Regions from separate parts of the Homo sapiens genome. Here region 2 is linked to region 1. Evidence: chromatin contacts called from ENCODE Hi-C or POLR2A ChIA-PET data. All regions are on one chromosome and are shown on one strand. Each heading gives the region's core, a stretch centred on a gene start or an enhancer-like site at or near the end of the contact. The rest is flanking DNA. Distances are from core to core; before and after follow the strand shown. Region 1 holds the start of STAMBPL1 (STAM binding protein like 1). Region 2 holds the start of MARCHF5 (membrane associated ring-CH-type finger 5).

The links. Hi-C counts contacts between places; a loop is a spot of excess contacts on that map. ChIA-PET counts read pairs that join two places held with the same protein, here RNA polymerase II (POLR2A). Pooled maps may share reads with other maps.
Region 2: a map of CD8-positive, alpha-beta T cell shows a loop between it and region 1 (40-fold over the local background). The contact joins the promoter of MARCHF5 here to the promoter of STAMBPL1 in region 1. A Hi-C loop is called at or near these places in 1 of 168 maps with a recorded cell type or tissue (CD8-positive, alpha-beta T cell) and 6 of 50 pooled maps. POLR2A ChIA-PET finds 5 or more read pairs at or near these places in 1 of 52 experiments (activated B cell).

The regions. Positions count from the first base shown.
Region 1 is chr10:88,876,249-88,881,912 of GRCh38, forward strand. It overlaps STAMBPL1 (STAM binding protein like 1), which reads left to right and starts at 3,997. Exons shown (of 11, transcript NM_020799.4): 1 at 3,997-4,390. It overlaps LOC124902551, which reads right to left and starts at 4,416. Exons shown (of 1, transcript XM_047426134.1): 1 at 3,486-4,416. The coding sequence starts at 4,174. The coding sequence ends at 3,647. It also overlaps the pseudogene PTCD2P2. RefSeq lists a silencer at 3,886-4,015 and an enhancer at 4,596-4,705.
Region 2 is chr10:92,288,834-92,294,373 of GRCh38, forward strand. MARCHF5 (membrane associated ring-CH-type finger 5) reads left to right here and starts at 2,334. Exons shown (of 6, transcript NM_017824.5): 1 at 2,334-2,696. The coding sequence starts at 2,662. CPEB3 (cytoplasmic polyadenylation element binding protein 3) reads right to left here and starts at 2,245. Exons shown (of 10, transcript NM_014912.5): 1 at 2,093-2,245. RefSeq lists enhancers at 1,539-1,748, 2,696-3,274 and a silencer at 2,309-2,558.

The DNA of each region.
Region 1 (5,664 bases), core at 2,747-5,246:
AATCACACCACCAGATAAGAGGGCTGATTTCATTGGACCCTCACCAGAAATGAAGAAATGTTTATTGATAAGCAACATTTGTTAATATTACTGGTAAGAGAAAAAAAATCCTATCTTTTAAAAAAGTCTGGAGTTGGTATAGTCTGAGACAGTATGGCTGCGGCATTTTGGTCCTCCAGATGAGCTCTTCTGCCAGCGCTGCAGATTTCAGTGTATCCCGGGATGAGAGGCTCCGGCTCCACCTGCTGCCACTGTCCTCTTGGAGCAAAAAGATATCTACTTACAGATAATATTATGAAATTAAAAGAATTTCAGCATAAGAAGGTGGCTGTTGAATATAATCTTCCTGGCACCAAATAAATCTATTTTAGAAACTTGGAAGAGAAATTGAACTAGAACAAGCTCATCTTGAAGGGGAAGTTGAGAACCCTACTTCATTTGCGTGAGTCCTGGGACCATGTGGAACTGGCTAAAAACATCATTTGCAAGTACCATACAGAAAACAAAAATGTCACTTTGGCGGAATTTAAGTTTGGACCACTTTTCATAAGACTGTGTTACGACTCGAATCTTGAGGAATCTGCAATGGAGCTCAGGAAAGATGAATATTTACAACGGTTCTCAGACTCCACACAATTTACTATTTTGATGGTTATGTTATTTATCAAAAGCAAATATATAAGTGCTTTGGAAATATTGACAGAGATGAAAAACCCAGATGGAAAGTTCACCAGGATACCTATGTTCTTGATTTTGCAATTGGCCACAAAATGAATAGCTCTGAATCTTTCTAAGTCTGTACTACATTAAGAAAAGAAGCCCTAATCAAAGGAGTTCTCTCCAGGAGAGCATCCTGTTTCCTGTGACATCAGAACCAGGTGGCAAAAGCTATGTCCATTTTTTCTCACATCATGAATCCAGAAAGCATAAAGTTTACTAATTTAAACATGATCATCCATATCCAGTCAAATATGTTAGCAACTGTGATGGAGATACTAAAGGGCGTTGCAGAAGGAAATGTATCAAGATTCGTTGAAAGACGTGAGTTCTCAGAGGAACTGCTGGCCAAAGTGAGGAAAAAAGGGAAAGTTGCGCTTGTCTTTGTGGCCAGATTTCATGAGATGTATGGAAAACTGCACATCGTTGTCCAGGTCACCACTTACACTTTGGATGTTCTGCTCTGCGACATCCGTTTAAAAATGTAAGGGACGGGAAATCCCACATGTTGCCATAAAACAACAGGATGGTCACCTGTTAGACCTTCCAGGCACTGGGCCAGTCCCTGTTGGCTGAGTAAACCCTAGTTTCAATCCACCTGTGGGTATGAAGACCTGCTTCCAGTGAGTTATTGGCTTCCCTAAGAAGCAGGCATCGCACTTCAGCAGACACTACAGTGACACTTGATTTCCTCCCTAAAATCACTGAATGGTGGCATGCTGCTCTCTGAGAAGTTATGTCGTGCCACTGTGAAGATCTAGATACAAGCACAGAAAGCTCAGCTCCCTCAGAAAGCAGGCTTCCCCTGTGCACACTACTGAGGATCCGTGAAGGAACATGGTCACTGTCTCCAGTCCAGCTTCCAGTACTGGAGTGGAACCCAGTAGGCACTATCAGGAATGAATTTCACTACAAGTGTGGTCAACTCTGATTTTCAAGGGAGTAATTACTTGCAAATTATACCCTTGCTGAATTCAGGAGGTCCGAAACCCTGTTCTACCATATCAGAAAATAGCCCAGGATTTCCTCACTGCTCTGCCTTCATGTATTCTGTAACTTGAGCCCTCATTTTCTCATCTGCAAAATAATAGTGCTTATGTGTATTTGCATATAGATTTGAAATCTTCATTCAAGGTTTAGTAGGGTAAAATTGTCTCAAAAATAAGAGAAACAAAAGTTCTGGAGCAAAAAGAAATCTGGATTTTAAATTACTATTGAGATTGAATCTTTAAAAATGCAAGTAAAACTATAGGTCACTTAAAAATTCTCTAAGATAAAAGTTGTATAAATACACTGGTGCTTGCTCTTCATTAACTCAATTAATAAAAGGGAAATAAATCACACCTAAAGTTGCTATATCAGAGTTCTTGGTCACAACGCTGAAATCATTTCTGGCTAACTGAATCAGAAGAGAAATATATTGGAAAGTCGTTAAGTAGCATACCAAAGAGACAGGAAGTTTGGCAAATAAGTCTCCTTACACAGGAAGGGAAGCTTAGCAGCTGAAATTACAACAGGTGGGTCATCACACCATTCAAATAGCTCACTTAGGACACCACTGACATTGCCGCAGTGTTACCTCTGGCACTACTGTCCCTGAACACAAAACCCACTTCACAGATAATGGAGACATTTCTAAAATGTTTCTTCTTGAAACACATAATCCAGATTCAAATAACTGTACAGGAGTCTCTGAGGCTGATGTTGGGTCACAAAATGGTACTCTAGCCGCTGGGGAGCAGGGGACGATGGGTATTGGGCCATTTTGGCTTTTATGAGAATTTGGATGCTAGATAGCAAGACCATGATCAATGACCACTCTAAATACGTACGTGGAATTTTTTGTTTCATAATGCTTTTTAGGAATCTGGCTAACCTTCTTAATTACCACTGAATTTTAAATTGTCCAGTAGGTCATGAGATTATCTGGTTCAATACTGCAAACTCAAATGCCTACCATATTCTCAAATGTCAGTGAGGTGGGGGTGTATGGGAGTGGTGGGGACTGTGGAAAACTGAAGAGTGTCTTCACAGTCTAAAGGCGACACCTGCTATTCAGCTTCAGCTGATGGTTGCTAGAACTCGCCATGGACCAAATGTCTGATGTTACGATTTTACAGAAAATGTGAAAAGTCTGAATTTCTGTGAAATTTCCTAACTTCAACATTTGGAACCAACTTAAAACTAAGCAAAACAACACTGTTGCTTCTTAAAAATCAAGGCTGCAGGCTGCCTCCAACAATCAAACTCTTCATTTAAAAAAAAAAAAAGAATCCAGGGAGATGAGGCTTAAGAAGGTGAAATGCTTGAGACCAAATAACTCAGTTGGTGGCTGAGCCAGGGCTAGAATTTTGGTTTCCAGAGGAAAGGCTAACTAAGAAAAGCCAGTGTTTCCCCACCCCACTCTGCAGCCATTTCTCTCACTTGGAAGTAAGCTCCCAACCAAGCTCAAGAAAAGCGACTCTATTTCATCCAGCAGCAGCAGTCTCCATAAAATGTTTATCAGTTAATAGAACCTGTGAAGCCAATAGAAACAGCTTTCAGTGTTGGATCAGAGTTTAAATTTCAGCTTCTACTGCTTTCTAGGTGAGTAACCTGGGATAAATTATTTTACTTCTCTGTCTCTCGTTCATGGAAAAAACAAAAACAAAAACAAAAAATGAGTCCCTTTTATATACAGGGTTGTGGCAGATGGACTAAGATTTTGTGTACCGACTGCCTGACACAGTGCCAGAACTGTAGTAAGAACACCACACGTGATAGTAACATAACATCCAGGAGATATTCTAATACTTCTTATTTTCCAAGTACACACAAATTGGGGGTAGGGGGAAGGGCTAAGATGCTTAATAGTGGGCGTAGCCAGTTGTGGATAAATATCAAAAAGGGAATCCTAACATGAAGTATAAGTGGGATTTTCACCAAAACCCTATCCTTCCCCAGACTCCAGTGACAGTTTAACGGTCAGCTGCATCAAGGCTTGTGTACTGTGCAGTCTTAAAAGGCACCACTCCTGTCCATCTCGGTGAAATTGATGGTGGAGCAAAAGGGAGTTTAGGTGGTTCCGGTCTGGGGAGAAGACGTGCAGGGTTTCAGATGCGAAAGTCGCACCCAACCGCTTCACTCGGGCTCTAGGCCATCCGCAGGGGCCCTGCTTCCTTCCACCTGCGAGCTTTTTCTGCAGAATGCGGGAAGCCGCCGCCGCCGCCACAGAGGAGGGGGCGGAGGCAGAGGCGGAGGCGGCACCCAGGGGCCGGGGCAGGGGAGGCCGGGACCATCGCAGTGACAATTTATTTTCCTGCAGCAGCGGCAGCAGGGACGGTTGCTGCAGGTTCGGGGTCGGCCGGCCTGCGCGTGGGCTTGCGAGGACGCTGTTCGTCCCCTGCGCTGGGGTGTCCGACAGCGAGGAGGAGAACGACGCACGGAGCCCGCGCGACTGGAACCAGCAAAGCTCCATCTGTCGGCAGAGGAGAAGGGGGAGGAGGCACGGCCGAGGCAAACGAGCGGACGCCTCGTCGCCGGGTGCCGGTATCACCCCGCTGCAACGCCTTCCAGCAAAAGCCACCGCGGCCCGGGTTGCAGCAGCCGGACGGATGCCAAGGCCACACGGCAGCCACGGGGGCAGCCGTCGCAGTCGCCGTCCCACACGGGCTGCGGACACCAAGGGTTGCTAGTGAGTAGCGGCGCGCGCGCGTGAGTGAGAGCGCGCACCGGACGGGGAAGTGCGCACGGCGGGTGCGTCTGCCTCGTGGCCTGGCGCGCGCCGGCCCTTCCGCTGGCAGCGTCCGGTCCCGGGCTGGCTCTAGGGGAGGAAAAAATGCACTTTGGCGGCTGATCGCTTCCTTCCTGCCAGTCATGCAATCGGCCGCCTCCATCGGCGCCGCCTGTATGCGCCCCTCCGCTGGGCCCTCTGGGTTAGTTTCACCTTGATAGGGAGGCAGGAAGACCTGGCTGCTGGTGGCAGGGCGGGACTCTGGCCGTGACCTATACGTGGGTGCGCCTGTTTTTTTGGTTCAGCCCTGGGTTGCAGCCTTGGAGATGATGTCGACCTTGGGAGAGACCACTGCACTGTCTCTAGCGGCGCGGTGTGGAGGAGGGAGGGGCGAGGGTTAGAAAAACGGACCTTTACCCCGGCCGAGCAGGTGCCATGCCTTTCCAGATGATGTTACTTTTATGCCCTTTATGAGCGACTAAGACATTGCCCCTCACCTGAATAACTTAAAGCTTTCGCTGAAAGCCCCCAGTGAGATGCACAAAGAAATGGAATGTCTCCAAAACATATTTTTTTCAGAACTTTCTCTAAAACAACCCACGCTGCTGATACCCCCAGAGCCTAAGGTGCCATAATTGCTGAAGTTTAAAAGAAAATTTATGTAAGGAATAAGTAATTCAGGAAACGGAACCCAATCTAGAGGTTTGAAAAAAAAAATCAAGTGCCTGGGAAGTGGGGTGGGGTGGCTTGCTTCCTGGAAATCAGTGTTCGGTAGTAAGTAAAAAAGACAGCTTTCAAAGTAAGCCCCAGTGAGCACACTGCTTTCCAAACATCTTGCTCATTACTGACAATAACATGAAGTCCTGGATTTTAAGCTATTTCCGAAGACATAATAGATATCACTAGGATGCTTGTTTATGGTCTCATGATTTAAGGCCCTGTCAAGGTCAATAACGTAGATTTGTTCCAGCAGATAAATTATACCTGAATGTTTGATTGTTCGTGTCAATTTTTTTGAGGGTAGGTTTTGACGGTTGTTTTACACAGAAATTAAGCCACCGTGTTTTGTTTTTATCCCGACCTTGTTTCCATTGGAAATTTTGTGTTTTCAGGATGGATGCTACATTGCACTTCAAAAATATACTCTGCCACTGGATTGTAGTGGGCATTGTGTAGCTACACTATACATATCTTTATTTTTAATACAAGTTAATGTGTCGCTGAGCAGTAGGCTC
Region 2 (5,540 bases), core at 1,084-3,583, 3.4 Mb after region 1:
TCTGTTTTTAAGCAGGAAGTATATATCCAACTCCCATGGCTGACAACTGCTTAAGAAATAAGTACACAATAAGGTTAGACTGACACAGCACAAGGAGCAAAAAATAATAATTTAAAATGTTAAGACACCGGGCTGTGCACGGTGGCTCACATCTATGATCCCAGCCCTATGGGAGGCCGAGGCAGGCAGATCACCTGAGATCAGTTCAAGATCAGCCTGGTCAACATGGTGAGACCCTGCCTCTGCCAAAAATACAAAAGTTAGCCAGGCATGGTGGTGCGAGCCTGTAATCCCAGCTACTCCGGAGGCTGAGGCACGATAATCACCTGAACCCGGAGGAGGAGACTGCAGTGAGCCAAGATAGTGCCACTGCACTCCATCCTGAGCAACACAGCGAGACTCCGTCTCAAAAAAATAAAATAGACCAGGCGCGGTGGCTCGCCCCTGTAATCCCAGCACTTTGGGAGGCCGAGACGGGCTGATCGCCTGAGGTCAGAAGTTCGAGACCAGCCTGGTCAACATATAGTGAAACCCCATCTCTACTAAAAAACACAAAAATTAGCTGGGTGTGGTGGCACACACCTGTAGTCCCAGCTACTTGGGAAGCTGAGGCTAGAAGGATCACTTGAAGTCAGGAAGTGGAGCTTGCAGTGAGTCAAGACAGCGCCACTGCACTCCAGCCTGGGCAACAGAGCAAGACTCCATCTCTCAAAATCAATGAATTAATTAAATAAATGAATTAATTAAATAAAATATTAGACACTGGTCACATGCGGTGACTCACATCTGTAATCCCAACACTTTGGGAGACCAATGCGGGTGGCTCGCTTGAGCCCAGGAGTTGCAAGACCAGCCTGGGCAACATGGCGAGACCGCGTCTCTACCAAAAAAAAAAAAAAATATATATATATATATATATATATATGTATTATATATTATAAATGTATATATGTATTATATATTATAAATGTATTATATATTATATAATACATATATATTATATATAATACAAATATATATAAAATATTAGACACCCCGATTAAACTAAATACTCATTTTCTTTCCCTAGGAGGAGTGTGTGTGTATGTGTGTGGTGGGGGGGGGTGGGTGCTGTTTCTCAAAAACATATTTCAAAAATTGGAGGCCAAGTAAGCTTCTGGTCACATTTTTTGGGTTTGTTGTTTTTTCCCAGCAATGAACACTCTAGTTCAAATATACTTCGCAAATTTTGAACAGATAATGAAAAGTTGATTGTAAAATTCTACATATAAAAAGAGCTTTAAAAACACATTTTCATTTTTTAAAAAATCAAACACCTTGTAGCAGATATTAGACATAATCAAGGGAAAACTACCAGCGTCCTACCAATCACAGCCCTAGAGAAAACGCCACAGGTCGTCCAAAAAACGCATTCGTTTGAGCCGACAGCTCTTTCCTCCCGCCAAAGCTATCCCTCGAACGTCAGAAGCTGACCCAAGGAGTGACTGATGATTTCTCCTTTTTGATTCCCCACCCCCGCCACTCCCAATCCACCTGCTTGAAGGTGTCAACGCGACTAGAAACGGTTAACAGTGACCAGCAGCAGAGAGAGAAACAAACATCCCTGACAACCCACAGCTGAGTAAGCAAGAGCTGTTTATTCACCAACGTGTTCCATTTGGAGACTGTCGGCGAGCCCTGGAAAGCCCAGGCACATTTGAGAAGGTTCCTGGAGAGGGAGAGAATCATCTTTCCTTCCCCCAACTCCCCAGCCCCAAACACACAGAGAGACTCGGGTGGAAGCTGTCTGGTCCAGGCAGTCCCTATTTGCCCGCCCCCTCAAGAAGAACCTCACGCACCAAACCAACCGACCCCTCGCGGAGGTGGTGTAATTCCCCCAAAATGGGCTCTGCCGCAGGAGAGGCTGGCTCCAGCGCCGGGGGCTTCGGAAGGAGTTTCTGCCACCCCCACTGCCGCCACTGACCGCCCCGACGCCACGGCCGGGGCCGGGGACCCTGATAAGAAATGGCCCTTCAGCCCCCTCCCCTCACCTGGCTCGGTCCCACCTGAGGGCAAGAGCGGAGGCAAAAACAAACAGGCAGGGAGGGCTGACCTTGTTGCTACCGACAGTGGAGCGGCGCATCCTGCTGCTTCCTGGAAAGCGGCCCGAAAGACATTTTTTCCCCCTGGAGGAAGGAAACGGGAGGGCGCCGGCCAGACGGCGGCAGGCGCGGAGGCGTTGGTCCGGGCGGGCTGTGCAGCCTCTAGTGGAGACGGTCCGAAGACTACATCTCCCAGGCTGCTCTGGGCCGCCCTGCGTCGTAACCCTGGCGCGCACGGAGGCGGCGACTCTTACCTCACAAAGGTAGCTCCTCCGCCGGCAGCAACTCGGCGCCCGCGGTCCATGGACCGGAACCTCGGGCCGACGGACGGGAACCCGGGCCGCGATCGCCGCCTCCCCGCCTCAGGCTCCTCCTCCTCGCTCTCCGCCGCCTCCGCCGGACTCCCGCAGGCCCTGCACCGCCGCCGCCAGGCTAGCGGAGCTGCCCCGGGAAGCTGGGTGACGGGTTCGCGGCTGCCGCCGGACTGCGGCCTACTCCGCCGCCTCTCAGTGCTATTGTCCCTGGGCCTGGCCTTGAGCGGGTCCACTGGGGAAGGCCGTGTGCGCCGGCTCCGCGGAAGATGCCGGACCAAGCCCTACAGCAGATGCTGGACAGGTACGGGCAGCTGTGGGGGGGACCGGGAGCCGCCGACCCTCGCTCTGGCCCTGCCCGCGCCCGCCCTCGAGGCTCTTGGTGAGCAGAACCCGGCGTGCCGGGAGGAGTTCCACGGCCAGGGGGCCGTGAGAGGGGCAAAAAGTTTGGAGTCTAGACCTGGGGGAGGACAGAGCGAGCGGCCTGGGTCGTAGACTTTGGGTGAAACTTAGCTAAGGAGTGGCGTCTGGTTTCCTTGGAACCCCGTTTTGACCTGAGAGGGACTCCTGTTAATCCACAAAATTAGTTTTCCTTACCCTCTTCCCCTCCCCCTTCCCCCTCCCCAACTTGTGAAGTGTTTGTCAGCGATGTCACTGGCAAGAACCGGGTTATCTTTCAGGGGAATGACCCCCTTATAATTTTAAGTCTCTGTCTGAGAACCAATGATAAGCATTCTTTTGGAAAGCCTGATAGGCTGATTTCATTCTCCCACTTTCCCTGAACCCGCACCCCCCGTCCCCCCCGCCCCATCCCGTCCCCACCTCCGAACTGTAAGGTCAGAGTATCCGCAAGGGAGATTTAACGGTCAGACCAGAGTAGAGGTTATGGAAAACAGCCAAATGAGTCCAACGCTGAACATTTAGTGTACTTGACGATCGTTGAGTTCATTGAAGACGTTTCAGCTCGTACAGGAGTCCAGTTGCCCATTCTTGGGGGGCCCCAGTCGGTAAAACTCTTTGTGAAGTCGGGTGCACCGCCCTCTGCTGTTGAAATTCTGGTCCGTGGGTCCTACCATGAGTTTTTGGAGACTCTAGATCCACATTTCCCCCGAGCCAAGTCTTACTTCCTGGCATAGCAAGTTGTACAAGCTAATTCATGATGTTTGTGGTTGCTTACAATTCTCAATAGACACCACTTGCCACCCATTTCAGCAGGTGGTACCAACTCTTTGTACTCAGTAAAATTCCAACTGTAAGGTGTTAAATGAAGGCCCTCCCTTAATTGAGTTTATACCCAGTTAAATGCTTTTGGGCCTGCCACACCCAGAACACAAATGACCCAAGGGTACACATCCTTCCAGAGTGACAGACATTTTTTTGGAGCTTAGAATTTTGAGCCATCTCAGTTAATAGGAATTATGTCACTGATTTTTTTCAGTTGAGATAACTGGTGATTCATCCAGCCCTTGTTTCAGGTCAACATCCTGACAATTGTATTGACTGCTTTATATATATATGTGTGTGATATGTGTGTGGTTTATAAGCTCTTGGAAGCAGAAACTTACTATTGTTTATCTTGAATCCCAGAACAGAGCCTGGTACTCAGTAGGTAATCAGTAAGTATTTGTTGTATGAACTAATGCACAAACTTATTTGTCAGTTTCCCCAGTTGTCTAGGGGGTCTGATAATTTACCAGGTTTTCCTTTCATTGTAAATTGGCAAATTGTGGCAAATTAAAATATGCCCAGAGGAAACCACCTGCCACTGCCAGTTCTATTCTGTTGAGACCCTGTTCTGATGTGGGGTATTTTGTAGTTAATTTTTTTCCTTTGAGGGCCTCCTGCTTTTCATTTTTACATAGTGACTTTTTTTCTTCTTTTTTTGAGACAGGGTCTCTGTTGCCCAGACTGGAATGCAGTGGCAGTGGCAGTGGCATTGGCATGATCTCAACTCACTGCAACCCCCGCCTCCCAGGCTCAGGTGATCCTCCTACCTCAGCCTCCCTAGTAGCTGGGACCACAACACATACCACCATGCCCAGCTAATTTTTTGTATTTTTATAGAGCCAGAGTTTTGCCATGTTGCCTGTGCTGGTCTCAAACTCCTGGGCTCAAGTGATCCTCCCGCCTAGCCTCCCAAAGTGCTGGATTGTCAGGCATGAGCCATCGTGCCCAGCCTAGAAAAGTTCTTATGTCCAAAAGCTGACCTAACTTTTCATATGCTCTTTGGATATTTCCATAAAAGTAAGAAGCCAAAGAGTGAGCCTGGGCACGGTGGCTCACCCTTGTAATCCCAGCACTTTGGGAGGCCAAGGCAGGCAGATCACTAGAGCTCAGGCCTTTGAGACCAGCCTAGCCAACATGGTGAAACCCTGTCTCTACTAAAAAAAAAAAAAAAAATACAAAAATTAGGCAGGCGTAGTGGCGTGGGCCTGTAGTTCCAACTCTCGGGAGGCTGAGGCATGAGAATTGCTTGAACCTGGGAGACGGAGGTTGCAGTGAGCTGAGATCGCACCATTGTACTCCAGCCTGAGTGACAGAGTGGAACTCCATCTCAAAAAAAAAAGCTAGTGAGGCATTTAAAACTTATTAACAGAAATGCGAAGATTCTGGCTGCCATTTACTGAAGTAGGTGACTATGACACTGGCTTACTCTCATCTTTGTACTACTCTCATCTTTGTACTCTTTTGACATACCTTAAGGTAGATTTTTAACATGACTTTCAAAGACCGTTATTGTCTAGATTAGTAGTTGGCAACCTACTTCCATGTTAGAATTACCTGGGGAGCATTTCAGAATATGCATGGATGCTGGACTGTAAGACCAATAAGATCAAAAATTTCTGTAGGGTAGAGCCTGGGCATCTATATTTTAAAGCTTTTTAAATGTTTTAGATATGGCAGAAACCTACTGCCCTAAGTCCTAAGTCAGTGATATCTTTCATGATAAGAGATAGTAGGGTATAGTGAGTAAAGCTTGGGCTCAGAGATAGAAAGTATGAAATTCGAATTTTGCCACTTACTAGCTATGTGACTTTGAACTTAGATTCTGACACTATGTATATTATCATTTATAAAATGAGAACCCTACTTCACAGGGCTACAGCAAATGAAACATACATCTCTATAAAACAGCAAAACACTCTAT